Regions from separate parts of the Homo sapiens genome. Here region 2 is linked to region 1. A link is an interaction called in ENCODE POLR2A ChIA-PET data of the cell type or tissue named here. Cell type or tissue: MCF 10A. All regions are shown on one strand. Each heading gives the region's core, and the rest is flanking DNA. Links, peaks and the distances in the headings are about the cores only.

The links. Peaks named below come from ENCODE experiments on the same cell type or tissue, not always from the same donor. Only the 100,000 strongest peaks of a DNase experiment are listed, where the experiment ranks them.
Region 2: POLR2A ChIA-PET joins it to region 1 with 5 read pairs; 2 of 35 experiments call an interaction of 5 or more read pairs at or near these places.

The regions. Positions count from the first base shown.
Region 1 is chr6:11,113,011-11,124,940 of GRCh38, forward strand. The region is part of intron 1 of SMIM13 (small integral membrane protein 13); the gene reads left to right. Among named protein-coding and RNA genes, the nearest start is that of ERVFRD-1, 7.3 kb to the left of the region's middle. In MCF 10A, for the core only: no CTCF peak of the experiment used is centred there; DNase peaks (open chromatin) are centred at 3,351 and 7,731.
Region 2 is chr6:10,814,381-10,826,310 of GRCh38, forward strand. It overlaps MAK (male germ cell associated kinase), which reads right to left. Exons shown (of 15, transcript NM_001242957.3): 3 at 4,506-4,560; 4 at 3,470-3,591. Among named protein-coding and RNA genes, the nearest start is that of MAK, 18 kb to the right of the region's middle. RefSeq lists a silencer at 75-260. In MCF 10A, for the core only: no CTCF peak of the experiment used is centred there; no DNase peak of the experiment used is centred there.

The DNA.
Region 1 (11,930 bases), core at 41-8,040:
AGTAGAGACGGGGTTTCACCATGTTGGCCAGGCTGGTTTCGAACTCCTGACCTCAAGTAATCCACCCGCCTGGGCCTCCCAAAGTGTTGGGATTACAGGCGTGAGCCTGTAGTAGTAGTATTAGTAGTTAGTAGTATTATTAACATTCAGTTGCAAATCTTGGTGTAGACATATGTTTTCATTTCTCTTGAGTAACTTCATTTCTCTTGAGAAACTGCCAAACATTTGCATTGCCAGCAGTCATGAGTGAGAATTTGTTACTCCGCATCCATCACCAACATTTGATGGTATTGTCTGTTTTTAATTTAGCCATTCTAGAGGATGGGTATTATGCTTTTGATTTTTGTTTCATTAATGACTAATTATTTTCAGCATCTTTTATGTGTTATTTGCCATTCTTTCTACCTTCTGTGTAAATCATCTTTACAAGTTTTTTCTACTCATTTAAAAAATTGTGTTACTTTTATCAAGTTGTAAACAATTCTTTATTCTGGATACAAGTTTTTTTTGTTTGTTTTTATCAGATATGTTTTGCAAGTATTTTCTTCTATTCTGTAGCTTGCCTTTTTATTTTTATTTTTTTGAGATGGAGTCTTGCTTTGTTGCCCAGGCTGGAGTACAGTGGCACAATCTTGGCTCACTGCAGCCCCCGCCTCCTGGGTTCAAAAGGTTGCCCTGTTTCAGTCTCCCCAGTAGCTGGGAATTACAGGCATGTGCCACCATACCTAGCTAATTTTTGTATTTTTAGTAGAGGCAGGGTTTCACCATGTTGGCCAGGCTGGTTTCGAACTCCTGATCTCAGGTGGTCCACCCATCTCGGCCTCCCAAAGTGCTGGGATTACAGGCATGAGCCACCGCACCCGGCTGCCTTTTTATTTTTAAATGTCATTTGTTTTGTGTTGTTATTGTTTGATAAGTCCTTCTTATCAAGTTTTTAAGGTATGACATATAAAGTTATTCTTTTTGTTTTTTTTTTTTAATTTTTTTGAGACGGAATCTCACTCTGTCGCCCAGGCTGGAGTGCAATGGCGCGGTCTTGGCTCACTGCAACATCTGCCCCCAGGATTCAAGCGATTCTCCTGCCTCAGCCTCCTGAGTAGCTGGGATTACAGGTGCGCGCCACCACGCCTGGCTGATTTTTGTATTTTTAGTAGAGATGGGATTTCACCATGTTGGCCAGGCTTGTCTCAACCTCCTGATCTCAAGTGATCTACCTGCCTCGCCCTCCCAAAGTGTTGGGATTACAGGCAGTTGAAGGTAGTTTTACCTTTTCTTCCCAATGTGTACATTTGTCTTTTAGCTTTTGCCTCATTGCACTGGCTAGGGCCTTATAATGTTGCAAGAAAGGAGTGAGAGCAGACCTTCCTCCCTGATCTTTTGGAGTGAAATATTTAGCCTTTTACCATTAAATAAATTATTAGCTGTGGGATTTTAATAGATATTCTTTATCAAGTTTAGGAAGAAAACTTCCCCTCTGTTTCTACTTTGTGGTGATTTTTCTTTTTTTTTTAAATCAGGAGTGGATATTGGATTTTTTTTTTTAATGATTTTTCTGTATTGAGATGGTCATGCACTTTTTCTCTTTTTTTTTTTTTTTTTTTTTTTTGAGATGGAGTCTCACTCTGTCGCCCAGGCTGGAATGTGGTGGTATGATCTCGGCTCACTGCACCCTCCTCCTCCCAGGCTTAAGTGATTCTCGTGCCTCAGCCTCCTAAGTAGCTGGGATTACAGGCGTGTACCACCACACCCAGCTAATTTTTGTATTTTTTAGTAGAGACGGGGTTTCACCATGTTGATCAGGCTGGTCTCGAACTCTTGACCTCAAGTGATCCACCTACCTTGGCCTCCCAAAGTGTTGGCATTATAGGCATGAGCCACCACGCCCGGCTGTATTTTTTCTCTTTTAAGTCTGTTAATATGGTGGATTTTGTTGCATTTCGAATGTGAAAGTAACCCATTCCTCAGATAAACCTGTTTTGGTCATGACATGTTATCCATTTTCTATACTGTAGCAATTAATTTAGTAAACATTTAAGATTTTTCTCTTTATATTCATGAGAAATACTTGTGGTTTTCTTAAACACCCTTGTCTGGTTTTGTCATCGTGTTAATGCAGACCTTATTACATGAGTTGGGTACTGTTCCTGTCTCTTTGGATTTTTGGAAGCATTTACATACAATTGCTATATTGGTTTTCTATTGCTGCATAACAAATTCCCATAAATTTAGCAGCTTAAGACAACGCACAGTTATTAGATATCAGTTTCTGTGGGTCAGGAGTCTCCACCTGGCTTAGCTGGGTCCTCTGCTCCTAAAGCTGCAGTCAGGGTGTTGGCCTGGCTGCGTTCCTTTCTGGAGCTTGGGTTCCTCCTTCAAGCTTATGTGGTTGTTGGCAGGATTCAGTTCCTTGTGACTGAGGACTCAAGGTGGCTCACCTCTTCATGCCAGTTGAATCTCTGACACCAGGGAGGGTCCCAATCCCTCTTTTAAGGTTTTTACCTAATTGAGTCAGGCCCACCCAAGGTAATTTCACTTTTGAATAACTAAAAATCAACTGATTGAGACCTTAATTATAGTTTCAAAATCCCTTCATCTTTACCAAATAATATAACCTAATAAAGGGATTAACTATCCCATTACCTTTGCCATGTTCTTTCTTTCTTTCTTTTTTCTTTTCTTTTTTTTTTTTTTGAGACAGAGTTTCACTTTTGTTGCCCGGGCTGGGGTGCAATTGCTCAGTCTCGGCTCACTGCAACCTCTGCCTCCTGGGTTCAAGCAATTCTCCTGCCTCAGCCTCCCAAGTAGCTGGGATTACAAGCATGGGCCACCATGCCTGGCTAATTTTTTTGTATTTTTAGTAGAGACAGGGTTTCTCCATGTTGGTCAGGCTGGTCTCGAACTCCCGACCTCAGGTGATCCAACTGCTTCGGCCTCCCAAAGTGCTGGGATTACGGGCGTGAGCCACCATGCCCTGCCGGCCGGCCTTCCTTCCTTCCTCTTTTTTTTTTTTTTTTTTTTTTTTTTTTTGACAGAGTCTCACTCTGTCACTCAGACTGGAGTACAGTGGTGTGATCTCTGCCCACTGCAACCTCCGCCTCCCAGGTTCAAGCGATTCTCGTGCCTCAGCCTCCCAAGTAGCTGGGACTACAGGCATGCAGTACCACACACAGCTAATTTTTGTATTTTTTGCTAGAGATGGGGTTTCCCCATGTTGGCCAGGCTGTTCTCAAACTCTGGGCCTCAGGTGATCCGCCCACCTCAGCTTCCCAAAGTGCTGGGATTATAGGCATGAGCCATTGCTCCTGGCCAGCTTTGCCATGTTCTGTTGGTTAGAAGCAGATCAGTTTCTACCCACATTCAAGAGGAGGAGTCATATAAAGATTACACAAAGGATTGACTCATTGGGATTACTAGAGTGTGTCTGTCACATTTGACATAATTTCTTTGTAAATGTTTGGTAGAATTCATCTGGGCTGGGACTTTTCTTTTTGGAAAGATTTTCAACTACAAATTCTGTTTCTTTATTAGATATTGGACTATTCCACTTACCTGTTTCTTCTTGAATGAGCTTTCAGAGTTTGTGTTTTTCAGGCACTGTGTCTGTTTACTCTGAATTGTATAATTTACAGGGATAAAGTTTATAATATTTCTTAATTAGCCTTTTAACACCTGTAGGATCTGATATTGATTATTTGTGTCCTTTCTTGTTTGTTTGTAATTGGCCTGACTAGAGGTTTATAAATTTTATTGATCTTTTCCAAGAACCACCTTTGGTTTAATTGATTGTTTTCTCCCTATTGCTTGTCCATATTCTGTTTCATTGGTTTATGCGTATATCTATATATCTTTCCTTCTGCTTATTTTGAGTTTAATTTGTACTTCTTTTTCAAGTTTCTTATGGGGAAATCTTGGGTTATTGATTTTAGACTTTTCTTATTTTTAAGAAAATAGACATTTAATGATAATTGTTTCTTTTTTTTTTTTTTTTTTTTTTTTTTTGAGACGTAGTCTTGCTCTGTTGCCAGGCTGGAGTGCAGTGGCGCGATCTCGGCTCACTGCAACCTCCACCTCCCGGGTTCAACTGATTCTCCTGCCTCAGCCTCCTGACTAGCTGGTACCGCAGGTGCCTGCCACCACGCCCGGCTAATTTTTGTATTTTTTTTTTTTTTTTGAGACGGAGTCTCGCTCTGTCGCCCAGGCTGGAGTGCAGTGGCGGGATCTCGGCTCACTGCAAGCTCTGCCTCCCGGGTTCACGCCATTCTCCTGCCTCAGCCTCCCAAGTAGCTGGGACTACAGGCGCCCGCCACTACGCCCGGCTAATTTTTTGTATTTTTTTTTTTTTTTTTTAATAGAGACGGGGTTTCACCAGGTGGCCAGGATGGTCTCAATCTCTTGACCTCGTGATCCGCCTGCCTTGGCCTCCCAAGGTGTTGAGATTACAGTCGTGAGCCACCATGCCTGGCCGACGTTTAATAGTTGTTTGTAAGTATTGATTTTGACGTTTAAATTTTTATTCAATTCAAGATATTTTCTAATTTCACTTGTGATTTCTCCCTTGAACCATGGATTATTTAGAAGTATGTTGTTAAATTTTGAATATTTGTTCTTTTCCAGATATTTCGTTATCAGTTTCTAATTTGACTTTTTTATGGTCACACAATGTATTTTGTATGATAAAATTTAGGAGGGTTTACTCTTACATTTAATGGGACTTATGATACAGAATATGGTCTATCTTTTTTTTTTTTTTTCTTTTTAAGAGAGGGTCTCTCTCTGTCACCCAGGCTGGAGTGCAGTGGCAAGATCTCCGCTCACTGCGACCTCCGCCTCCCGGATTCAAGCGATTCTTGTGCCTCAGCCTTGCAAGTAGCTGGGATTGCATGCCCAACAAATTTTTGTGTTTTCAATAGAGATGGAGTTTCACCATGTTGGCCAGGCTGGTCTCGAACTCCTGACCTCAGGTGACCCGCCCGCCTCGGCCTCCCAAAGTGCTGGGATTACAGGTGCATGCCACCATTCCTGGCCAATTTTTGTATTTTTAGTAGAGATGGGGTTTCGCCATGTTGGCTAGGCTGGTCTCGAACTCCTGACCTCAGGTCATCTGCCCACCTCAGCCTTCTAAAGTGCTGGGTTTAAAGGCATGAACCACCACCTATGGCCAGTATATGGTTTGCCTTTGTGAACGTCCCATATATAATCAAAAGGAATGTTTTTTTCTGCTATTGATTGAAATGTTCTGTACATCTCAGGTCAGTTTGGTTGAGGGTTGTTTGGTACTTTTGTGAAAGGGCACCAGCAGCTTTTGCTATACAGTAGCTACTATGTTATATAGTAGGACTCTTCAGAGCAGACATTGAGCTCTGTAATGAATCAATTGGTCAAATTAATTAAATCTTGATAGTTTTGGGAGTGGGGTTGGGACAGGGAGAATAATAGTTGATTTGTTTTGAGTATCTACTTTGTGCCAGGTGCTACTTTAAGGCATAGTGAACACACTGGAAAACTGATTAAACCATACGTTTCGTTTCCTTAAGAAACTTGTTTCTCATAGGGAAGGTGGTCAGTACTATGCAGGATGAAAGTGAGCATGAGGTGCTAAAGCAATTACCCAAAATAGGTCATATTGAGGTAATAGTATTGTAGAACGATCTAAAAGTTATATATTAATAATACTTAAAATTCTTAGTTACAGTGGTAGTAGTCTCATATCTGTATTCTTTGCCTTAGAGGGGAGGAGGTTGGAGCCTATGAGATGGTAACAGAGCTAATATTTGATGAGTACTTATTATGTTTTAGGCATTCACTTTAGCTTGTTACATGTATTAACTTTTAATTACCACATACCCTTTGAGAATGGGTACTGTTATTCACATTTTATAGAACAGGAAACTGAAGCACATAGAGGTTAACTTGCCGAAGTCGGAAATAAGTTACTGAGTTAGGATTCATGGAAGAACATTGCAGTCTAACATGCCTCTGAGATATAAGAAATTATGGGGACAATCCAGTTGATAGATACAAGGATGTGATCTAGGATAGAGAATGACACTAGGAGTGTAGAGAAGGAAACAGATGTGAGAGGGTTTATTAAAATAGAATCTATAGCACTGGGATAAGATAAAGTGGGAACAAAATGCTGAAGAAGAACTCTTTTCTGCCATAGAGATGGGGAGAGAATGTAGTTCTCCCAAAGAGCTGTTGGATGGAGACAGACAGCAGACACATGCGCGTGCACTCTCTCCTCTCTCTCTTTCTCTCTCTCACTCACTCACTGTTTTTGAGATGTCTTCAAACTAGCCAGGTAGAAATTCCCTCTTGAGGTTCAGGAAAGGTGGAAAGTATGGATGAAAATTTGGTCCTCGGGCCGGGCTCGGTGGCTCACGCCTGTAATCCCAGCACTTTGGGAAGCCGAGACAGGCGAATCACGAGGTCAGGAGATCGAGACCATCCTGGCTAACACGGTGAACCTCCGTCTCTACTAAAAACACAAAAAATTAGCCAGGCGTGGTGGCGGGCCCCTGTTGTCCCAGCTACTCGGGAGGCAGAGGCAGGAGAATGGTGTGAACCCGGGAGGCGGAGCTTGCAGTGAGCCCAGATCGTGCCACTGCACTCCAGCCTGGACGACAGAGCGAGACTCCATCTCCAAAAAAACAGAAAATTTGGTCCTCATCATCTATAATAACGATGATATTTGGATCCATGGCAGTGTTGTGATCACCAGAAGAAGAAGAAGAGAACAGAAAGAGGAGAGAAGAGATTTTAAAAGGTAACTTGAAATGTCTTATGATTATTGGATAGAAAAGCTTTGGATTTGGAGGTACTATGATTCAAATTTGTATTGATTTGATAGTGGTAACTCCAGGGGCTTAATAACTTCTAGCATTGCCTAGTGTGTCATTGAGAAAGGGGTGTGTACAATAGAGGGAGAATTTTAAGAATTAGAAGAGCTTGGCTTACTTGGTTTAGTCTACATTTAGGATTTGGACATACTGTCTCATAGATGAGCCTTTGCTGCCTTCAGAATAAAATGGAAATAAGGTAATAAGATTGAAAATGGAAAAGAGCTTTTTATAAATGTGAAATTGGTAGTGAGCCAGTCAACTAGCTACTTAGATACTATCATGAAGGTGAGATTATATAACTCCACTGGAATGATTCCACAATTTACAAAGATCAGAATTTGTAGTTATACTGCACCTGGGCTTTTGGACTGAAAATACCTTGGGTAGTGTGTCTTAATCGGTTTGGGCTGCTGTAACAGAAATACCATAGACCAGGTGGCTTATAAACAACGGAAGTTTATTTCTCATGGTTCTAGAGGGCTGGGAAATCCAAGATCAAGGTACTGGCAGATTTAATGTCTGGTGAGGGCCTGCTTCCTGGTTCATAGATGTCTGTCTTCTCACTGTGTCCAAACATGGCAGAAGGGGAAGGAGTGAGGGAGCTCTCTGGGGTGTTATTTTAATAAATGCATTAATCCCATTCATGAGGACTCCACCCTATGACCTAATCACCTCCCAGAGGCTCCACCTGCAAATACTGTCACATTGGGGATTAAATTTCAATATATGAATTTTGGGAGCACACAAACATTCAGACTACAGCAAGTAGCAAAATCGTATTCTCATTCTCTAGATAGTGCTTTGTGTTTCAGTCATACTGTCACCATGAAAATCTGAGAAATTTGATACGCTGTTAAGATTCATTGCTCTGTCTTATGTAGCTGGCTGTCTTCCAATGTCATGAGTCACTGTGTGCCTTTATTTTCTTATTTAGAAAATGGGAATAATGATTGCTGGTCTCATTCAGATGGGTCGTGTAAAAGCACAGTGATTGAATGTAAAAGCACTGTGTGAACTGATAACTGTGTAATTGAAGGTGAAATTACACTTCTCCCCTGGGTTTGTGGTGTGTTGATAGTGATGGTTCATCACTCAAGTTCATCTATCACAACCCTTCTGCTGCCAGCATGTTTATCTTACATAGAAAACAATTTACAGTGTGTTTCATGAAATTCATCATTTGAACAAATGCTTAGTTATTGGCACACAGAAGTGAGTGCTCTTTTGCCTATCTCAGAATACACACCCTCTATTGCTGATTAGTTATTCTGGCATACAATGCGATACTGAAGCAAGACATAAACTTCCTTTTAAGCTGAAAAACTGCAAAACCCATCTTAACAATCAGTATATTGTGGACTGTACTTTGCCCCTCACCTCTCCTTTCTTCTTTCACTCTCTACTGTTTCTGTCTTACTAAATCCCAGGACATGGTTCCAGACCCATGCCCATAGAATAAGAGTTAAGAAGTTTCTGATATGTGCACTTTGGGTCTGGGAATTGTATAAGCTATACTTCTGTTAGAAGTCCGCTGTAGGCATGCAGGGTGCAATGGGTAAGTCTTTTTCAGAAGAAGGCTGCCTGGGTTTTAGTGGTTTTACTTCCTTCATTCCCCTGTCCCCCAAAATACATATGCTCACCTGGGAGAAGTTAGTCATTAGGGCCCAGAGTCCGGATTAGGTTGGTCTATATTTATGGTTATACAGGTGCCTCTCCCCCTCCCAACACACACACCTGCATACACACCCCTCTGCTGTTATTTGGTGCTCTCTTACCAATATCATGTAAAGGGTGATGCTTTATTTTCTATTACATAACTTTGCACTTGTCTTCTCTTCCACTCATTGTATAAAAGAGAACGAGTTCTGAATGCATAAGTGCTGTATTAAACATTCTATTAACCAGACATAATACAATTCTACTTGGAGCAAGATACAGTCATTCTTTATGTCCACTTCTGACTATCCATTATGTTGGTCATCATATCCATGGTCCTCCTGCAGCATTGCTCCACTCATCAGCAATGTCTGGCCAGTTTCTTTGTTGCTCCCCTTACATACATACCTACACCGTCTCACTAGTAAATACTGATTTTTGCATTAAGCTGCCTTTTCTCAAGTGGAGTCTTCTCAGGTTCTGTAGTCAACTGTTGTTCTGTCTATCCCCCATGGGCACCCCACTGCTAATCTTTTTCTTCTTTTCCTTGGCCAGTCTCCACAATTCACTGGCAGCAGCACTCATGCTTCTTTTTCACTGCTTTTTGTCTTTTCCAAGGCTGCATGTCCATCGCAATCATTCTAGGGAGCTTAAAAAAAATGAATAAGCACAATCCCTGGAGATTGATTTTGGGATATCTGGGATGAGCTCTTGGCAATCTGTGTTTTCTAAAAACTCCTCAGCAGATTTTGAAGTTCGAATGATCCCTCTTATGAAAGGTGCAGTGTGATAATCACATACCTTTAACTAGAATCGTTCCACTGGATAATAATTCTGAACTTGCCTTACTTTTACAGGTGTTCCTTTCCCTGAAAGGGAAAATATGAATCCTATCCTCTTGTGACCCTACCTTGCTCCGACTTTGAGTGGTTCCTCTGCCCTAGAGGTGGAGGACTTTTTGCAGTGTGGACCAAAAGTCAGGCCTGTGACCTTTTTGCAGTATGGACCAAAGGTCAGGCCTGTGACCTTTTTGCAGTGTGGACCAAAGATCAGGCCTGTGACCTTTTTGCAGTATGGACCAAAGGTCAGGCCTATCTTCTTGTGACCCCACCTTGCCCTGACTAAGTAGTTCCTCTGCTCTAGAGGTGGAGGACTTTTTGCAGTGTGGACCTTTATCAAAGGTCAGGCCTGTGTTTTAAAGGAATTGAGGCAGATTCCAAGAAGATTAAAAGTTTTGGTTAGACATTATCTAACAAAATAATTGCCTGTCTGGGTTTTTTTTTGGGGTGGCTCCTGTGATAGAGGCTGTCCTCCAAGAGCCTATTGTCTAATAAAGGTAGAGGAGATATCATTACTGGGGATCTTTTTCCAGGCTGTTCCCTCTACTCCCCTCTTAAATCTCAAAAAACACCCATGTCAGCTGGGAGTGGCAGCTCACACCTGTAATCCCAGCACCTTGAGAGGCCAAGGCGGGAGAATCACTTGAACCAGGAGTTTGAGACCAGTCTGGGCAACAAAGCAAGACCCTATCTCTACAGTAAATAAATAAAAACATCCATGTCCTCTCAGGGATAGGCCCTATATCCATGTTCACTGTACCTGCTCCTGGGGCTGACACTTGAATTCAGTTTAGGGCAGAGATTCTACGTTGTGTTTTTTCTAGGTTTGTGTTTTAGAAAGCTGGGGGGAGGAGGAGCAATCTACAGAGAGAAGCGTAGAGGAAAATGGAGCCGCTGTGCAGAGAGAAACAGATAATGCTGAGCAAATGACCTCAGTTCACGAGAACCTTCTCCTAGTGCTTGTCCCTCGTAAGGGCGCTTCCTCCCGTGCTCTCTCAGACACCTCTGTAGCTTTTAGTAAATTCCCCTTTTTTTGTTTAAGCTAAGTCTTTGGAATTTTCTAACTTGAACTAAAAGCTGCTTTATTAAAATAACAAGAGATGAACTATGTGTGTGACTTTCTATTTCGTGTTATATTTGTCATAAGATGATTACCAATACCATAGATGAATAGATTTTGAGCCCTATTAGCAGCAAGGAGTGTGGCATACCAGAAGTGTATGACAGAACAGTTTAGTTAAACTGAATAACAATTTGGCCATTAGATGATATGTGCAAAGCATTTTCTTACAGTTCTTATCCCAGAGTTTTAAAAGTTAGCTGTTATTATTTTTATTGTTACATAATAATCATACATATTTATGGAGTATATATGATATTTCAATACATACATATAATTTACCATGATCAAAGCAGGGTATTTAGCATATCCATCACCTCAAACATTTATCATTTCTTTGTGTTGGAAACATTTCAAATCTTCTAGCTATTTTGAAATATACAATACATTATTGTATGTATTTTTTATTTTTGTGGGTACATAGTAGGTACATATATGGGGTACATGAGATATTTTGATACGGGCATGCAATGCATAATAATCACATCAGGATAAATGGGGTATTCACTACCTCAAGCATTTATCCTTTGCATTATAATTCTTTTATTTTCTTTTAGTTATTTTTATAAATGTACAGTAAGTTATTGTTGACTGTAATCACCCTGATGTGCTGTCAAATACTAGATCTTATTCATTCTATCTAAATATGTTTTTGTACCCATTAACCATTCCCACTCCCTGCCCCTTCAGTACCGTTCCCAGCCTCTGGGAGCTATCATTCTACTTTCTATAAGTTCAGTTGTTTTAATTCTTAGCTCCTACAAATAAGTGAGAACACGCAAAGTTTGTCTTTCTGTGCTTGGCTTATTTTATTTAACATCCTCCAGTTTCATCCATGTTATTGCAAGTGACAGGATCTCATTCTTTTCTTTGGCTGAATAGGATTCCATTGTGTGTATGTACCACATTTTTAAAATCCATTTGTCTGTTGATGGACACCTAGGTTGCTTCCAAATCTTGACTATTGTGAATAGTACTGCAGTAAACATGGGAATGTAGGTATCTCTTCAGTATATCGATTTCCTTTTTTTAGGGGGGTAGGTGGGGAAATACCTAGCAGTGGGATTGCTGGATCATATGGTGGTTTTATTTTTAGATTTTTAAAGGAACCTCCGAATTGTTCTCCATAGTGGTGTTACTAATTTATGTACACAGTGTTTCCACCAGCACTGTACAAGGGTTCCTTTTTTCTCCACATTCTCACCAGCAATCGTTATTGTCTATCCTTTGGATAAAAGCCATTTTAACTGGGTGAGATGATATCTCATTGTAGTTTCGTTTTGCATTTCTCTGATGATCAGTGATGTTGAGCACCTTTTTATATACCTTCAGGTGGTTTCTTATCAGTAATGTCCTTTTCTTTCAGGTTGAAGAACTCCTTTTATCACTTGTAGGACAGGTTTGGTGTTGACTAAATCCCCTAGCGGGAAAGTCTTGATTTCTCCTTCATGTTTGAAGGATATTTTTGCTCGA
Region 2 (11,930 bases), core at 1,903-9,902, 300 kb before region 1:
AGAGATGGCCGGATGTGGTGGCTAATGCCTATAATACCAGCACTTTGGGAGGCCAAGGTGGGAGGATCGCTTAAGCCCAAGAGTTCAAGACCAGCCTGGGCAACATGGTGAAACCTTGTGTCTACAAAAAATACAAAAATTAGCCAGGTGTGGTAGCGCATGCCTGTAGTCCAGCTGCTGGAGAGGCTGAGGTGGGAGGATCACTTGAGCCTGGGAATTCGAGGCTGCAGTGAGCTGTGACTGTGCCACTCCACTCCAGCCTGGTGACAGAGTGAGATCCTGCCTCCAAAAAAAAAAGCGGGGGGGAAATAAATTTAGAGATATAAATAAATGCTTCAGTTCTATTCTGCATATTGGTGTTGTCCAGTAGAAATATAAGAGCCGGCTGGGCATGGTGGCTCATGCCTGTAATCCCAGCACTTTGGGAGGCCAAGGTGGGTGGAGGTCAGGAGTTCGAGAGCAGCCTCGCCAACATGGTGAAACCTCATCTCTACTACAAATACAAAAATTAGCTGGCGTGATGGCACATGCCTGTAATCCCAGCTACTCAGGAGGCTGAGGCAGAAAAATCGCTTGAACCCGGAGGGTGGAGGTTGCAGTGAGCTGAGATTACACCACTTCACTCCAGCCTGGGTGAAAGAGCGAGACTCCATCTCAAAAAAAAAAAAAATAAAGAAAGAAATATATATGAGAGCCACTTGTGTACTTAACATCATTTTTCTAGCAGCCATGTTAAAATAAATCAAACAGGTAAAATTAATTTTTAACAATATATTTAATTTAACCTAATATATGCCAAATATTATTTCAACATGTAATCAGTATAAAAATGAGCTGACTGTACCACTGTACTCCAGCTTGGGTGACACAGCAAGACTATGCCTCTAAAACAATGTTTTTTTAATTATTTATTTTTAAAATTTTACCTTTTTAATTTTTATTTTTTGAAAAAGAGATGCGGGCTGGGTGCGGTGGCTCCCCCCTGTAATCCCAGCACTCTGGGAGGCCAAGGCAGGTGGATCCCTTGAGTTCAGGAGTTCAAGACCAGCCTGGGAAACATGGTGAGACCCTGTCTCTACTAAAAATACAAAAATTAGCCAGGCATGGTGGCACGTGCCTGCAGTCCCAGCTACTTGGGGCACCGAGGCAGGGGAATTGCTGGAGCCCAAGAGGTCGAGGCTACAGTGAGCCATGTTTGCACCACTGCACTCTGGCCCTCCAGCCAAGGTGAAAGAGCAAGACCCTGTCTCTGAAAAAAAAGAGAGACACATGGTCTCGCTATGTTGCCTAGGCTGGTCTCAAACTCCTGGGGCTCAAGCAATCCTCCCGCCTTGGCCTCTCAAAGTGCTGAGATTACAAGCATGAGCCATCAAGCTTGGAGTAAAAATTATTAATAAATTTGTTTTGTAACAAGTTTTCAAAATCTGATGTGCAATTTATTTTACATTTACAACACTCTTCAATGCAAACATTTCAGGACTTCAATAGCCACATCTGACTAATGGGTACTGTATTAGTGTAGCTTTATACAGTATATATATATATATATATATATATATATATATATGTATGTTTTCTTTTTTGTTTGAGATGGAGTCTTCTTCTGTTGCCCAGGCTGCAGTGCAGTGGTGCAATCTTGGCTCACTGCAACCTCTCCCTCCTGGCCAACGCAGTGAAACCCTGTCTCTACTAAAAATACAAAAATTAGCTGGCCTCCTGGGTTCAAGCAATTCTTCTGTCTTACCTTCCCGAGTGGCTGGGATTATGGGTGGCCTCAACCTCCTGGGCTCAAGCAATCTTCTCACCTCAGCCTCCAAGTAGCTAGGACTACAGGTGTGTGCCACCACACCTGGCTAATTTTTTAATTTTTTTGTAGAGATGGAGTCTCACTATGTTGCCTAGGCTGGTCTCAAATTCCTGGGCTCAAGTGATCCTCCCACCTCAGCCTCGCAAAGTACTGGATTAAAGGCAGGAACTACCACATCCATCCAGATTTATATATATTTCAAAAATAGATGAAAATTTAATATTTCATGAATTTACATGTATTTCATTTTTTTCTTCAACAAGGGTATCTTGATATTTCATGTAAGTATATATCATTTCAATATTTTAAAGGACAAAATTTATTAGAGGCTGAAAATTAAGATTACCCATAATCCCACCACCTGATTAAGAAACTTTTAATTTTTCAGTATTCTAATCCAGTCCTAATCCATCTGCATACATAACTTTTATATTAGGAATGAAAGTCACATACACACAATTTGGTTTGTTTTTTCACTTACAAGCGTTTTCATAACCCTTATAATTATCACCTTTAATGGTAATAATTCCATCAATATTATATACAATAATTACCAACCTATTTTCACACTAATTATTTATTTTAAATAGTTCAAAAAGTGAAGCTTAGTATAGCCATTTAACAGAATATATTATTTATAACTATAAAGACTAAGTATCCACATAAAAAATACTTGTAAGTAAATTAATCAAATAAAAAACTTTGTCCCACTAAAATTACAACTAAGTAAAAAGGCGTGCATGTCTATATAGAAGGCCTAGAAGGGACTCTGAAAAAGTAAAAACTGATTTGAGGGGCAGAAATTTACTTTTATTTTAATTGACATTAATGTTATGATGATTTCGGCCTGGAACATAAGAGGCATTCAATAAATATGTTTTGAGAAAGGGAAAAATATGATTAAAGAATAATTCAAGTAACATCCTCAGACCTTGAGCGAGAGTGTGTGTGTGTGTGTGTGTGTGTAAGAATCAAAGAGAAATCAACATCATTACTTCGGAAAATTATTTCTAAGTATTTCAGAGTTTGTTGTTGAACATTTCTCACTTTAAAAGCAGGCAAAATGGATGTTAATCTCCCAGACATGACCAGAACCACCACCAAAACATTATCTCCCCAAGCCCAGGGCGGAAGACCAAAGCTCTCCCTTTACAGATTCTGCCCACACATATTTAAAAATTGTGAATTTCCTTGGGATTGGTAACACATCAAGTCTTATCACTGACTTGTGCATTCTAATGACTGAGCTTTTTAGATCCTTTCTTGAAAGCAACTTCATTCCTTTCTCCATTCTTTCATTAACCTTCACAAGATGCTTGGGAGAGCAACCAAGATAATTTTCTCAATAATGCCCAAGGCCAGCTTTATTATTGAGTAATAAACTATACATAAATTTGTATTTTAAAAAGCATAAATAGATAGTATGTGTATTTATATGAGATACTGGCCTTCACTTTCAAGGATTTACAACAGAAAAATGCTGGCTATGTCACAGCTGGTTCTTCAGTGTTAAATGTTACCCTTTGATAAAGGTAACAGAACTGGTTAATTTAAATTTACCTTTTGGAGCAATCAATCTTTCTCTCATAAAGTATGACATATCAAAAGGATCCAAAGAACTCATGGAGAGAATAACAGGGAAAAACATGAATAAAAACATACCTGTCTTTCATTAATTGATAGAGGTTTTCTTTCATATATTCAAATATAAAATAAAGATGGTCATTTTCTCTGATAACTTCTTTCAATTTAATAACATTGGCATGATTAAGTTTCTTCAGAGACTGAAAAATAACAAATATGCCTTAAAATTTCTTAAAAAAAACTTACAGAATTTGGCAAAATTGCATCAATGCTAAGTGTAATAATTACCTTATGTAATTTTCCATTTCTCCTGGGTTCATTAATTAATTACATTTTAATATCTACATAATTGCTTTAAGTAATGAACGTTAAGTGCAAACAATAAATCAAGCCAACAATAGCTATTAAACATTTCAATCTGTTACGTTTTTCCCTTGGTTTATAAATAGGTCTAACTTTTGTCTGACTTAACCATGCAAAGGTATCCAAAATTGTATCCAAGTCTTTAAGCATAAAATCTAAGGAAATGGTATGTAGTAATTTAAAAAGTTGTCTTTGGTGGCTGAGCGTGGTGGCTCTTGCCTGCTATCCCAGCACTTTGGGAGGCTGAGGCGGGCAGATCACCTGAGGTCAGGAGTTGCAGACCAGCCTGGCCAACATGGTGAAACCTTGTCTCTACTAAAAATACAAAAATTAGCTGGGCATGGTGACACACACCTGTAGTCCCAGCTACTCGGGAAGCTGAAGCAGGAGAATCACTTGAACCCAGGAGGTGGAGGTTGCAGTGAGCTGAGATCACACCACTGCACTCCAGCCTGGGTGACAGAGTAAGACTCTGTCACAAAAAAAAAAAAAAAAAAGTTGTCTTTGCATAATATGATTTTAAGATGCTCTTTTAAAAGTGAAAGTGAATTTTCAAATGTGAGGATATAATTATACGCTGTTCTCCACTGACATCAGAACCAGAAGAAATGAGAAATTAATTTAGGAATATAAAGGAAAAACAAACAAAATTATCTTCAGAATGCTTCCCACAGAGAATAAAATCATCTTAACTACGGTCCTCAGGTAGTGTTAAGGCCTTCTCAGGTTCTTTTCATCTTTAGGATTTTACCTTAACTTCTCTCAAGTTCATGCATTCATCCCAAGAATAGAACTTTCTCTTCATCCTAAAATAAATTAGGGAAAGTTTAGTGTTCAGGGATTGAGGATTCAAAGACACACATTACACTGTTGGCTTTCTTACTCCACTACTGGTTCACTTTGGGCGAGCTATCTTTCTCTGTCCTCATCCTTATAAGGAAATCACCTCCTATACCTCAAGGCTACTTGGTAGGCCTACGTCACATCCAAAATTCAGCTTTAATCAAAAGTGAAAAAATTACCATTAATCTTCTTTTCTGGGTGAGTTCTTAACATTTCTCTAATCAGTTTAATTGTGCCTTTCTTAAAGGGTCCTTTTCAAGATTCTCTCTTTTTAGAACTTAAGAGGCCCATAAAGTTAAATGTCTCCCTACTTAAATGATTTAAGTTGGCAAAAATTCAGAAGTAACTACAAACGTTAGAAATGGCTTTCTTGGCCGGGAACGGTGGCTCACGCCTGTAATCCCAGCACTTTGGGAGGTTGAGGTGGGCGGATCACAAGGTCAGGAGTTCAAGACCATCCTGGCTAACATGGTGAAACCCCGTCTCTACTAAAAATACAAAACAATTAGCTGGGCGTGGTGGCAGGCGCCTGTAGTCCCAGCTACTTGGGAGGCTGAGGCAGGAGAATCACTTGAACCCAGGAGGCAGAGGTTGTAGTGAGCCAAGATTGCGCCACTGCACTCCAGCCTGGGCGACAGATGAGAAATGGCTTTCTTGAATTTTGTTCTTTACTTCCCCTCTTTCATCCCAATGTTGGTTTCTATTAGAGATAAATATACCAAAAGTGTATTTAAGAGTAAAAACTATTTCCACTATATACACCAGTTAGTTGTTGTTTTTATATGAACATGTGTTTTTATATGAACAGATTTTTAGTCACCATACAAAACAGGGGATAATAAACAGGATTCATGGCCGGGCGCGGTGGCTCACACCTGTAAGCCCAGCACTTTGGGAGGCGGAGGCGGGTGGATCATGAGGTCAGGAGATCGAGACCATCCTCGCTAACACAGTGAAACCTCATCTCTACTAAAAATACAAAAAATTAGCCAGGCGTGGTGGCGGGCACCTGTAGTCCCAGCTACTTGGGTGGCTGAGGCAGGAGAAGGGCGTGAACCCGGGAGGTGGAGCTTGCAGTGAGCCGAGATCGCGCCACTGCACTCCAGCCTGGGTGGCAGAGTGAGACTCTGTCTCAAAAAAAAAAATTTAAAAAAAACAGGATTCATATTCTAAAAAATGTTTCTTCAGGCATGGGAATTATAAGGCTGGGCTGTGAAAAAGAAAAACCAAATATGCCATGCTGCTTTCATTTAGTATTATAATCTCCTATCGAGATGTTCCAGAAGATCCTTGGGAAGCTTAGCGTTGTCTTTATTAATTACAATAATCCTTAAGATCCAGAGGCTCTATGGGGGTATAATACACAGGTGAGGAAATGAGTAAAAATTGGCAGCACAACATCACAGCCAAGAACAGAGGCTGTGGAACCGCACTGCCTGGATTCAAATCCTTGCCCAGTCACTCACCATATGACTTTGGACAAGTCACCTAATGACCTGTCTGTGCCTCAAATTCCTTAGCTAGCCATACAGTAGAAACTACTGCATAAGAAAAGCATCTTGCAAACTGCTTAGTTCAGCACTCAATAACTACTAGATGTTTTCATGTTTACCAATATCTATGATTGACTATAAGACGAAATAAAGGACATCACTGAGATGACCTCAAGGGCATCACTGCTATTATTTCTAAAATATCCTTAGTGAATCAGAATTTCATTTGCAGTTACTCAGGTACTAGATATTTATGAAGAAGCGTGATGAAATGGGGGTTTACTAGCTTATTAAAAGATACTTTTCAGTGCCATAGATTTATAAAATGTCTTGCTAAAATGTAAAATGTAAATCTAGCACAATGATGAATTTAAAATAAAACAGAAGCCAATTCAAATACAGCTATGAAAGAAAAGTTGATTAATAAAATGATCATATCCATGTGAAACTGCACATATAATCTGCTATGATTCTTTTTATTTATTTTATTTTTTTTGAGACATGGTCTCATTCTGTCACCCAGACTGGAGTGCAGTGGCCTGATCATGGCTCACTGTAGCCTTGACCTCCTGGGCTCAGGTGATCCTCCCACCTCTGCCTCCTGGGTAGCTGGGACTATAGGTACATGCCACCACGCCCAGCAACTTCTTGTATTTTTTGTAGAGATGGGGTTTCACCATGTTGCTCATGCTAGTCTCAAACTCCTGGGCTCAAGCAATCTGCCCACCTCGGCCTCTCAAAGTGCTGGGATTACAGGCATGAGCCACCACACCCAGCCTGCTATGATTCTTGAAACGTAATTTCAGAATTTTATTTCATTTTTGAGATGGAGCCTCGCTCTGTCACCCAGGCTGGACTGCAATGGCGTGATCTCGGCTCACTGTTACCTCTGTCTCCCAGGTTCAAGCGATTCTCCTACCTCAGCCTCCCAAGTAGCTGGGATGACAGGTGTGTGCCACCAAGCTCGACTAATTTTTGTATTTTTAGTACAGATGCGGTTTTGCCATGTTGGCCAGGCTGGTCTCGAATTCCTGACCTCAGGTAATCCGCCCACCTCAGCCTCCCAAAGTGCTGGGATTACAGGCATGAGCCACCACTCCAGGTCTAGAATTTTAAAAGTATCCAATCTTTTAGAAGCCAAATAAAAATACGTTCAAGTTACTTTTCAAGCTTCAGTGATAACTGAAACTTTCATTCTACCTGTAAAATCTGCACTCTCACTGGCATGCTGGTGTGCGCCTGTAGTCCCAGCTACTCTGGAGGCTGAGGCAGGCGGACTGCTTGAGCTCAAAAGTTAGAGGCTGTAGTGTGCTATAACCGAGCCTGTGAATAGCCACTGCACTCCAGCCTGGGCAACACAGGGAGACTTTGTCTCTTAAAAAAAAAAAAATCTGAGGCCGGGCACGGTGGCTCACACCTGTAATCCCAGCACTTTGGGAGGCCAAGGCGGGCGGATCACGAGGTCAGGAGATGGAGACCCTCCTGGGTAACAGGGTGAAACCCCATCTCTACTGAAAATACAAAAAATTAGCCAGGCGTGGTGGCGGGCGCCTGTAGTCCCAGCTACTTGGGAGGCTGAGGCAGGAGAATGGCGTGAACTCGGGAGGCAGAGCTTGCAGTGAGCTGAGATCGCACCACTGCACTCCAGCCTGGGCAACAGAGCGAGACTCCGTCTCAAAAAAAAAAAAAAAAAAAAAAGCTGGCCGGGTGCGGTGGCTCACACCTGTAATCGCAGCACTTTCAGAAGCTGAGGCAGGTGGATCACCTGCGGCCAGGAGTTCAAGACCAGTCTAACCAACATGGAGAAACCCCGTCTCTACTAAAAATACAAAAATGAGCTGGGCATGGTGGCGCATGCCTATAATCCCAGCTACTTGGGAGACGGAGGCAGGAGAATCGCTTGAACCTGGGAGGCAGAAGTTGCAGTGAGCCGAGATCGCGCCATTGCACTCCAGCCTGAGCAACAAGAGCAAAACTCCGTCTCAAAAAAAAAAAAAATCTGTATTCTCTTCATCCATCCAGATGTACTCTCTTCATCTCTTCTTCTTTCCAGCAATTACCACTTCTCAGCAGTACTTCCCTTCCCTAAGGCAATGCATGTATCTATTTACAACAAATACAGAAGTTTCCTTACAAAATGATTATCCCAAAGGTAAACCAATTGCTTAGAATAGCTAAGAAAAGGCATTTCCTTTTAGGTTCCTTGCCATCTTTTGTCATTTATTAATTCGTCAATATCCACTCCATGCCAGGGCAATGAACAAATAAGAGATGGTACCATGGTGTTCCCATCTGACACAGGAAATCAACTTCAGAAATAGAACTACCTCTCAAGTTCTTAAAGGGCAGAGGGCTTAATAGATATTTATTAACTTAATTAAGTGAGGGAATCTTTCTACCATCCTCTATCATAAAGTAAATAACTTTTTTTAAAAAAAATTGCAGAAAAGACAAGATTTCAGTGATCTAAATTAAAACTCCCCAAAGGAAACATTCAAAGAAACCTCTTATTTTGTTCAGTGTAGTGTTCTCCCAACTTCTAACCATTCCCCCTCCAACACATCCTAGCCAGTTTTGACTGCATTTCTAGACCGCTCAAAAGGTTTGCCTGCTGAATTAAGCACAGACTTTCTTCTCCATGTTTACATTAGCAGATTACACCACCCTGTCCATCATCTACCAACTGCCATGCCATGCCCTTGCTTCTTCAGGCCAACTCCCAAAAGCAGAGGGCCAGCATTCAGCTTCTTCTCTGCTTCTCAACGTAATTCTGAACTTGTTTACTTCCTACTTGTTAAATTCCATATGGAACTTGTTAAATTCCATATCTAATAACACATGGAACTTGTTAAATTCCATAGCTGAACTTCTCTAATTCCAATAGAAACCCCCACTCCCAGCCCCCGACACCGGCTCTTTTGTTTAAAAGGTTTTTAGAATGAAAACACCTTCCAGGTAATCAATTTCCCTTTAAGGGGACATGTTTACTGCCCACTCTGAAAATTAAGAATAGGCAGCTCTTCTTCAGCTACTCCACAAAATGTATTCAATGTAGAACGTATTTATTTATTTATTTAGAGACAGAGTCTCACTCTGTTGCCTGGGCTGGAATGCAGTGGTGTGATCTCAGCTCACTGCAACCTCCGCCTCCTGGGTTCAAGTGATTCTCCTGCTTCAGCCTCCTGAGTTGCTGGGATTACAGGCACACACGACCACACCCGGCTAATTTTTGTATTTTTAGTAGAGATGGGATTTCACCTTGTTGGCCAGGCTGGTCTCAAACTCCTGACCTCAGGTGATCCACCCCACTTGGCCTCCCAAAGTGCTGGGATTACAGGCATCAGCCACCACACCCGGCCTGGAATTTATTTTTAATTTTAGGGGAAAAGTATCGATGGATCTTAAAGCGGTATCTAACAAGTTATACCTAGAATATTTATAGCCTAAATTGGAAATGCCTAAAATTTTATATCACCAAGCAAAAGATTGATAGGATATTATGGGATGTGAATTGTTTTGGTAACAAACAAAAAAAAAAAATGAGAAGGGAGAATGAAGACTCTAATATCTGTAATTTTCAGGTAAAGTTTATCCCTCTATATCGGGCTTTAAAGAGATGGCAAAGCCTGCTTGTATGACTCTTGTAGATAACAATCACTGTCTCATTCAGACTTGAGGAGTAACGGCTATAGTGAATATTCAATGTAGGTTAAACTGATAACCCTGCCAGTAGCCTGGCTTCACAGTTGCTTAACTCCTAAGAGATGTTCACCTCTGTCTTACCACAGTTACCATAAACTCCTTGTTATGAGGAATGGTCCTACTGTCCAAGACCTAACAACCTAACTTCAGACTCTTGATCATAACCTCCTATCCTTTTCACCGTCGCTACCCTCAAAACTTCTTTATACAACCTCTTTCTTGTTCAACTTGTGGCTATTCCTACAACCACCTGTGTGGCGTGGTTTGCCTCCTCATCCAGCTTGGCCCCACCATCAGCCTTTCACCCACTACACTCTCAAGATCACACACACGTTCTGAACATCCCCTTCTCCCACCGTTCCACTGCTCCTGCCTTGTCATCCTCCAGTCTCCCCTCTCCTGCCTTGTCATCCTCCAGTCTCCCCTCTCCATACAGATGGGTGGAGGTGGAAAGCAAAGTCATGAAAATGCTCCCAGCGGCTCCACTTTCACATTCGTCCATGTAATTTCAGGCGGACTCTTCCTGACACTGGGCAACCCCTTTGTGGCTTTCTTAACAACTCAGTAACTCATCCTTCACAACTCTCCAAAGCTCCATGCCTCCACTGCCGTACTTCCCGCTACTCCTTGTCCCACTGCAGTCTGGCTTCCACTATTCCACTGGAACAGTGCTCACCGTGGCCGCCAGTTATGTCATATTCCCCAAACCCAAGGAACACCACAGCCGATGATATTGTTGAAATATCACAAGGCCATTTCCAGCCCCTTTCCTTCTGCCTCCTAATATAGAGACTGGAAGAGTAAATACTCACTCTCTCAGCCTCCTTTGGAAGAGAGACCACGTGACCCAATACTAGCCAGTAAGATGTAAGGGGATGTCCTTGAGGACTTCTGGGGAAGAATTATCACTAGCTGATAAAAGATGAGAAGAGTTTGCTCGTATTATTCTGCCCTCTTCCCTCCTTGAACATGGACGTAATGCCTGGAGGTGAAGTAGCCATAAGGTGGTCATTAGGTGACACATTTGAGGACAAAAACAATGCTAACCGCTCAGCATGAAAATCATAGAAAACATCTGAATTTCTTGGGTACAATGTTGAGCCATTGAAAGAGCTCTGGAATCATCACACTCCAGACTTCTTGATACGTGCTTCTGCTTCTTTAGATCTTTCCCTTGGTTTCAGATATTTTCTACATTCTCCTGGTTTCTACCCTATTTCTCTGGTGGCTCCTCAGACTTTTTTGTAAGATCCTATTCCAGGGCCCATCCTTTATATGCCATGGTTTCTCGGTGCCCTAAATGAGGACCTCTTTTCTTCTCCCTCTAAAGAGTTTCAATTGCCATCTGTAGACTAACCATTCCAAATCATTAGCCTGCACCTCTGTTTTGAGATTTAAATGCAAATATTCAATTGACTAAAAGTCATCATGCCCCAGACTGAATTCAGCTTTACCCCTAAGCCTGTGATTTTCCCCTCCTTGACATGGTACATGGTACATGGCACCACCACTATACATTTAAGCCAGAATCCCAGGAGTTAGCCTGGACTCTTCCCCATTTTTTACTCCTCCCTCCACCCTCATGCCCAGTCACCAGTTTCTATAGAGCCTGCTTCCTACATGTCCCTTGACTGTATCCACTTACATCCATCCCCAAAGCTATTTTCCTGTCAGGCCACCACCACTTCTAACCAACATGACTGCACTGACCTTCTAACCTCTAACCAAGATGACTGTATTGACCTTCTAACTGGCCACCTGGTGTCCAGTCTTGACCTCTTCAATCGTCTCCACTCTTCTGCTAATCAGCCAGTTCCAAAAATTTGATCACATCAACAATTCTGCTGAAAATCCTTCATGACCTTCTAGTCTTCAAGATATACACGCTCCTTCATCTGGCTTCACGACTTCACCTGCTAGCCTCACGTCCCTCCTCTGCCCCACTCGTAATCCACGCTCCAGCCACCTACACTTCTTTCAGTTACTCAGCCCCAGTTAGGCCCTCACACACTCTCTCTCGCCTCCAGGGCTTCATACGTACTATTTCTTACTCCCTGGAGCATTTCCCCCCACCCCCCCTTTTAAAAAAATAATTTTCTCTCATTCTTGAGGTCTCAATGACTTGGGAAGACTTTTGT